2 separate regions of the Homo sapiens genome follow, and region 2 is linked to region 1. Evidence: chromatin contacts called from ENCODE Hi-C or POLR2A ChIA-PET data. All regions are on one chromosome and are shown on one strand. Each heading gives the region's core, a stretch centred on a gene start or an enhancer-like site at or near the end of the contact. The rest is flanking DNA. Distances are from core to core; before and after follow the strand shown.

Region 1 (3,717 bases), core at 749-3,248:
TCTCGGAGTCCCCTCTGCAAGACTAGCAATCAGTGGCACTCCCAGCTGTGTGACCCAGTGCAAGCCATTCAGCCTCTCCAAGCCTCAGCGTCTTCATTTGCAAAATGGGCATCATAGTCCCTGCCTCATGGAGTTACCACTAGAATTCATTCATTCATTCCAATTCAACAAACATTTGCTCAGTACCTGTGTGCCAGGCACTGGTCTAGGTGCTGGGGACACAAAGTTGAAGAGGCAGGCAAACATCTTACTCTTGTGGAGCGGAGCCAGCAGGAAAAGGCAAAAGGATGATGAGGGTGAATACGGGAAACGTGAGGGAGAGAAAGAAGGCAGGGAGACGGGTGGGGCACAGAGGATGAAACTGTTGCAATTTCAGAGATTCTGTTGCAACTTGTGTGCAGAAATAGTTGCCACTTCCATAGTGTCTCTTATGTGCCAGGGCCTTTCTAAACGCTCCACATTTATTAACTCAGCTAATCCTCAGAACAGCCCTATTTTCAACTCCATTTTTGCCCCACGAGGAAACTGGGGCACAGAGAATTTAAGTAACCTGCCCAAGGCCACACAGCCAAGAAGAGATGGAGCCGGGATTTGAACCAGGAAGTGGTTCTGCAGCCTGTGCTCTCAGTCACCCTGCTGTCCTCACTCTGCGGCAGACGGCCAGGCAGGAAAGGTGACATTGGAGCGGGGGTTTAGCAGCACTAAGGCCCATAAACAGGAAGTGTGTTGTTATTTATTTTTCCTTGATTACTCTTTTCACCTAGTCTCGTGACTGCACAATCAGTGTGGGCCCGCGTGGGGCTAAGCGCTGCAGACGGCTGCCTCATTTTTTATCCGAAAGATAACCTCACAGGGCGGGGGGCTCTGCTCCGACCCATTTGACAGTTAATAAACACACTCAGAGCCTCAGCCGTGGCCCCGCGGCACAGCCAGTCAGAAGAAGGTCTGGAGCCCAGGACCTGCCCAGTGCGGGGCTGCAGCTGGGATCCAGGGCGGTGGTGAGGGGTAAATGTGGGAGGTGTCAAGGATGGGCGTGGGGCTTTAGGGAGCCGAGTGGACAGGTCTGGACTTGGGGTGGGGGGACCTTTGAAGGCTGAGGGGGAGTGGGGGTGGAGGTGGAGTCTGTGCAAGTTGCAAGATCAGAGGTCAGACTACAGGTGAGGAAGGCCTCAGAGGAAAACTGCAGGTAGCGGGGTAGGAGGACGGAGACTACCCAAACTAAGGCAGCGGCAGGAAGCTCTGGACTTTACCAGGTCCCCTCTGTGCACACATACACACACACACACGCACGCACGCACACACTCTCCTTCTCAGGATCCCCATGCACATCAAGAAGAGACAGACGGGCTCGGGTGGATCCTCAGAGAGCACTCCCCAGATCAGTCCTGGACAGAGCCGAGCACAGCGCGCCGCGGCACACAGAGGGTTAACCCGGGCCGCCGCCGCCAGCCAATCACAGGGAGGCAGATCCTGCGCTCCAGCCCCGGCCGGCCCTGCCCCTCCCTCTGCCCAGCAGTCTCGGGGTGAGAAGCGGCAGGAATTTGCTGAGAACTGGGAGTCCAGCAGGCCTGGCGGTGCCGGGAGCATCCTGTGCGGCACCTCACTTAAGCTGAGGTCCTGTGCTGCAGGGACTCTCACAGGCCCATTTGGCAGATGACGAAACTGAGACTCAGAAAGGCAAAAGTGCCTTTTCCAGGGTCACATAACCAGTAAGTGACTTGGCAGGACTCAAGAACTTGAGCCTGAACTTTTAACGACCAGCCACTGTTTAGAAGAAAAGCCCCCCCTGCACCCTCGGCTGGCCCCGCCTGCGCCGCTCCCCCACCTAGGATGGGACGGGGTCCAGCTCCCCGCACTGCGCGCGGCCGCAGAAAGCCCAGGCGCTATTCCCCGGCGCCAGCAGGGGGCGCCCGCGGGCCGGCCCGGAGCTTCCCGGCACTCGGCGACTCCCTGCGCTGGCGGCCGGGCAGTCCCAGACCCTCGCTCCCGGGGCCTCAGCCTGCCTTTCGCTCCAGCCACTGCGGGCCTCTCAGCCCTGGACCGTGGTCAGCATGGTAAACACTCCTCACCCCAGGCAGCCTAGACGGAGCGGAGGAGACGGGTGCCAGGGCCGGCGGCCCCCCTACAGCTGCACACCTGTCAACGCCCCCTGCCAAGGCCCCCTGCCTGGACCCCTTGATGCCAGAAACCACTTCCCCAGAACTGCTTGGAGGCCCCCTGGAGCCCCAGCCACCTGCAGCACCCTCCCAGGCAAGCCAAGTTCCTCTCGTTCCTCCCTGATGCAGCCAGACCCGCCTAATCAAAGGGCCCAAGAAGGGGGCAGTCCTCCTCCCCTCCGCCCACAGGGACGCAGAGCTCTGTCTAAGCCCCTGACTGCCCATGCCCACCGGGACTACGGCTCCAAGGCAGGTGCCTGGACCGAGAAGGAGGAGTGGAGCCAAGGAAGATGACCCAACACCCTCCCAGGGGAACCTGGCACGTGGCACCCTCACCCCCAACCCCTGGGCGGGACTTCCTGAGGCTGGAGGTTTAGGCAACGAGACCCCATGACCTGAGGAGAGGGTGGGGGATGGTCAACTTTGCCTTTTTCTGGCTACATGGCACCCCACCCCCACCCCAAGTTAGCTCTTAACTCCTTCATCCCTGGAGCCAGTGGGAGAAGAAGGGAAACCAGCACCCTCCCTGTCTGCCATGGTTTCCCCCTCTTCAGAGGGCACCAGGCTCTAGGAGACAATGCTCCGGGGCTTCACCCCACTTAGCCCAGCACAGTATTCTGGCCAATCTCTCTCCTCCCCTCTGCCTGAGGGCCAGGACTCTCCCTGATCATTCCCAAGCCACGCAACAGACAAGGGGACCAAGAGCCATCCCCACAGCTCATACTCTCTGAACTCTCAGCAAACGCCTACCAAAGCAGCTCAGGCCAGAATTTATCCCTAGGAAAAGCTGACTTCTTACCTAACAAGGAGAGCATCAGAACTAGGCCATGCTTTCCTTCTCTCCACGGCTGCTAGGGAGCTCATTGCCAAACCAATTGCTCAATCACAGCCCCTGGTGTTTTCTGCATCCCCTTTTTATTCTGTAAGTTCCACCTGTTATATTGGCTTTCCTAGCCCCATTGCTTCCGCATCTTAGCTAGTCATGCTAAATGCTTGAAGGGGGAAAGGGAGATACAAGATAGACAAAACCAGTCCCAGACAGATGGACAGACACGGTGGTACCTCATCCATCTTCTCTGAGGTCGGGGTTCTGTCTCCAACCAGGTCCAAGGCCACCTCAGCTGTCTGGCTCAGAAGCCCAGCAGGGTCCGGGGGGCCTGGCTCAGGTGGAGGCCGAGGCCCAAGGCCCAGGTCGAGCTCCTCGTCCTCGTCGGAGTCTGGGAGGGGTGTTGGGCTGATATCCTCCAGGCCGGTGCTGGAGGGGCGTGACGAGGGGGGCGTGGGGCCCCGGAAGCCTGGCTGGGAGTTGGTGCCAAAGGGGGCCAGTGGGGAGAGCTGGGAGGAGGAGGAGGAGATGGGGCTGCCCTCCATCTGCAGCTCGGTGTCCGAGTCCGGCTCCCTCAGGAAGAGCAGCTTGGTGCGCTGCTCCTTCAGCAGCATCTCGATGCGCGAGTCCAGGCTGTCGTGGGGTTTCTCTGGCCCTGCAGGGGACGACTCCAGCGTGGGCGTGCCAGGGCTGTCACAGGGCTCAGGACTCCAGCCGAAGGTGGGCCGGCCGCCC
Region 2 (3,717 bases), core at 1,218-3,717, 47 kb before region 1:
CTTACTCTGTTGCTCAGGCTGGAGTGCAGTGGCATGATCTCGGCTCACTGCAACCTCCACCTCCTGGGTTCAAGCAATTCTCCTGTCTCAGCCTCCCAAGTAGATGGGACTACAGGTGCCTGCCACCATGCCCAGCTAATTTTTGTATTTTTAGTAGAGACGGTGTTTCACCATATTGGTCAGGCTGGTCTCAAACTCCTGACCTCAGGTGACCCACCCGCCTCAGCCTCCTAAAGTGCTAGGATTATAGGCATGAGCCACTGCATCCAGGCTAATTTTTGTATTTTTAGTAGAGATAGGGTTTCACCATGTTGGCCAGGCTGGTCTCGAACACCTAACCTCAAGTGATCCTCCCTCCTCGGCCTCCCAAAGTGCTAGGATTACAGGTGTGAGCCACTGGGCCCTGCCTTATCTATTTTTGATACAAGTTCTCACCCTGTTCCCCAGGCTAGAGTGCAGTGGCGTGATCATAGCTCACTGCAACCTTTAACTCCTGGACTCAAGTGATCCTCCCACCTCAGCCTCCTGAGTGGCTGGGGACTACAGGTGCTCACTACCAGGCCCAGCTAGGTGAATGCTTTTCTGCACACCAGGGTATTTTCAAGGATGCGTCCTATGAACCCATCTGATCAGTGAGCTTCTTGAGCAAGGCCTCTGGAACCCACCTCTGCATGGTCGGGCATGAAGAACAGAGACAGTCACACCCAGCCACTGCTGATCTGTTATCCAGTGGAGCCCAGCCTGAACAGAGAGCATCAGGGAGGGGACTCTGGATACTGGGCCCTGCAGGCTTGCCTCCCTGCTCTCTGCCCAGACATGTGAATGGCATCTAGGGGTGCACCCAGCATGGGACTGAGACCTACAGTGTTGGGGACAGAGTTCCTACCTCTAGATGCCTGCCAGCCTTTGCAACCCACTGCTGTTGACACACTTCCTTGAGTTAGTAAACATTGGCCTTTGTGCTTAGCATATAAGCCAGGGCAGGCTCCAGGAGTGGGGGTTTGAGTTGGCCACAGCAATCAAAGTGACAAGATGTTCCTGCTGGCCTGGAGGGGATAGGCAGGCTACACAGAGCTCTTCTCCTCCATGGGAACCTTCTGGGCCTGTGAGATCCACCCTGGGCCACCTCCACTCAAGTTTTCCCAGTTGGATATTTATTTATTTATTTGAGATGGAGTCTCACTCTGTCACCCAGGCTGGAGGGCAGTGGCATGATCACTGCTCACTGCAATCTCTGCCTCCTTGGTTCAAGTGATCCTCCTGCCTCAGTCCCCTGAGTAGCTGGGACTACAGACGTGCACCACCGTGCCCAGCTAATGTTTGTATTTTTAGTAGAGATGAGGTTTTACCATGTTGCCAGGCTGGTCTCAAACTCCTGGCCTCAAGTGATCCTCCCTCCTTGGCCTCCCAAAGTGCTGGGATTACAGGCGTGAGCCACCACCCCCGGCCCCCAGTTGGAAATTTAGACTTAAGGAGCTGAGGTGGACACTGGGAGCACACTGGGCAGGCCCAGGACAGGCAGAATAAGGGGGTGGGACCACCTTGCCTGCCTCCTGAATGGCCCAGAAAATAGAGAAAAGGAGGGAGAAGTGGTCTGCACTGGTGCAATGAGATCCAACTTCAGAATCAAACAGGCCAGAGTTTGGGGCTCTGCTCTTACCAGTTCCATGACCTGGGAGACATGTGTTCACCTCTCCAGGCCTCAGTTTCCCCATCTGATGGGGATATCAATATCTCCCATTTGTATAGAGGGCAATCTAGCAATTTAAAGTGTGGGTCCTGGAGTTAGAATAGCCCGGTTCATGTTCCAGTTCTTCCCTGCCGCTTGCTGACCTCATGGCCTAGGAATGTTCTCTGTCCCAATGAATTATAACCAACACTGAGAGTGTCCTGTGTGCCAGGTCCTGTTCCAAAGAGCGTGCTTATCTCCTTTAATCCCCACCACACTATTCTCATTCCTGTTTTACAAATGAGGCTCAAAGGGATATGGTGATTTTCCCAAGTCACACTGTATGTAACAGAGCCAGGATGCAAACCTTCTCCTGCCGTGCCTCTCAGAGCTATGGAATACAACGCTGTGACGCAAACAGGACTTTGGGGCCAGTCTCCAAATGCCCCCTCAAATTTCCTCTAGGCAAGAGTTCTGGAGCCGCCACTGCACTCCAGCCGGCCTTGGCTTCTGAGCTTTGGATTCTGGGCAGTAATGGTCACATTCCCAGCGTCCTGGAAAAGCTTGCCCTTGGCTTCTGGCCCTGACTCTGCCTCCCACTGACTAGTGGACGTCACTGCCCCTCTCTGGGCCTGGCAACACCATCCTGTTCAATGAGGCTGCGGCTGGATCAGAGGTCCCCAGGCCTGGAACCTTCCAGGGCTGGGCTCAGCTCCCCACCCCATCCCCCAGGTAGGCCAGGAGGCCTGGGCGGGACCTGCTTGGGGTTAAATACTCCGGCCCAGCACTCCCCAGGCCTCTAGTCCCAGTAGGAGGTTTGACTAAGATCAATCATGGTAAGTGCCATGGCCATCTCCCCTTGGGTGGGACATCTTCAGTAACGCTTCCAGAAGCACCTTGTGTTGGAACCTCCAAGTCTCACTGTCCTTCTTTTTCTCCTTAGACGACTTACAGTGACAAAGGGGCAAAGGTAAGCAGGCGAAATGTGGGAAATGTAGGGGCCTGAGTCTAGAAGGGGGTCGGAGTGCAGGGAGACTGGGGTTTCAGCAGAGAGCAGAAGAGGAAGGACTGGAGTGGATACATGACGTGCATGCCTGCACACTCAGCTTTACCCCCGGGGCTCCCCGAGACTGAGCTGGACTCAACCTCACCCTCACAACAAACTTGTATCCTGGCCGGGCATGGTGGCTCATGCCTGTAATCCCAGTGCTTTGGGAGGCCAAGGCAGGCAAATACTTGAGGTCAGGAGTTCGAGACCAGCCTGGTCAACATGAGGAAACCCCGTCTCTACTAAAAATACGAAAATTAGCCGGGCATGGTAGCGCACCCCTGTAATCCCAGCTACTCAGGAGGCTAAGGTGGGGGAGATCACTTGAACCCTAGGATCGCTTGAACCTGGGAGGCGGAAGTTGCAGTGAGCCAAGATTGCACCACTGCACTCCACTCCAGCCTGGGCAATAGAGCAAAACTCCATCTCAGAAACAAAAACCAAAACAAAACCTGTACCCCTTCTCAAATGCCTGCCAATCTTTTAATCCCATCTGGAAGTTCTTTCTAAGGTCTAACTTAAATCCATATTGCTGCAACATAAGTCTATTTCCCTGTGTGAAACCTTGGCAGGCCTCCTGAGGGGGTTTCCCCATCCAAGACACCCAGGAGCTCAACTTCCACATGAGAAACCTCTTTTGAGGCTTGGCAAGGCTGCATGGGGTTCCGCTGCTCCTAAGTTCTGTGGTTGAGGCTGGAATAAGGAGGGTGGCTAGGGGACATCACTCCACCCGCACTTTTCTAGACTCACTTTCAGGGACTCAACCTCACCTCTTCTCTCCTTCTGCAGCCTGAGAGAGGCCGATTCCTCCACTTCCACTCTGTGACCTTCTGGGTTGGCAACGCCAAGCAGGTAGAAGCCGGGGCAAGGTGCTGGAGTGAGCAGACGGCAGGGCAGAGGGCTGCCTGACAAGGGCAGGCCTCCAGCAGGGTCTGTGATTGGCCCTTGGGAGGGAGGATCAGGCCAGGGGTGGGCCAGATACTCTGAATCCTAATTACAC

What was found. A loop is a pair of places that touch in the nucleus more often than their neighbours do. ChIA-PET counts read pairs that join two places held with the same protein, here RNA polymerase II (POLR2A). Pooled maps may share reads with other maps.
Region 2: a pooled map of gastrocnemius medialis shows a loop between it and region 1 (2.5-fold over the local background). The contact joins the promoter of HPD here to the enhancer-like site in region 1. A Hi-C loop is called at or near these places in 1 of 37 single-sample maps with no recorded cell type and 5 of 50 pooled maps. POLR2A ChIA-PET finds 5 or more read pairs at or near these places in 23 of 52 experiments (A549, AG04449, BJ and 16 more).

What each region holds. Positions count from the first base shown.
Region 1 is chr12:121,810,337-121,814,053 of GRCh38, reverse strand. SETD1B (SET domain containing 1B, histone lysine methyltransferase) reads right to left here. Exons shown (of 17, transcript NM_001353345.2): 6 at 3,219-3,717. Among named protein-coding and RNA genes, the nearest start is that of SETD1B, 8.2 kb to the right of the region's middle. RefSeq lists silencers at 1,473-1,562, 1,703-2,022 and enhancers at 2,257-2,869, 2,914-3,717. Within about 2 kb of position 1,998, at least 32 of the 41 ENCODE cell types and tissues checked have a DNase peak (open chromatin) inside an H3K27ac peak, as active enhancers do; they include OCI-LY7, where a contact is called at or near this core.
Region 2 is chr12:121,857,609-121,861,325 of GRCh38, reverse strand. HPD (4-hydroxyphenylpyruvate dioxygenase) reads left to right here and starts at 2,467. Exons shown (of 14, transcript NM_002150.3): 1 at 2,467-2,505; 2 at 2,613-2,639; 3 at 3,507-3,569. The coding sequence starts at 2,503. It overlaps TIALD (transcript inducer of AURKA lysosomal degradation), which reads right to left. Exons shown (of 3, transcript XR_002957437.2): 2 at 3,488-3,707. RefSeq lists enhancers at 291-807, 808-1,325.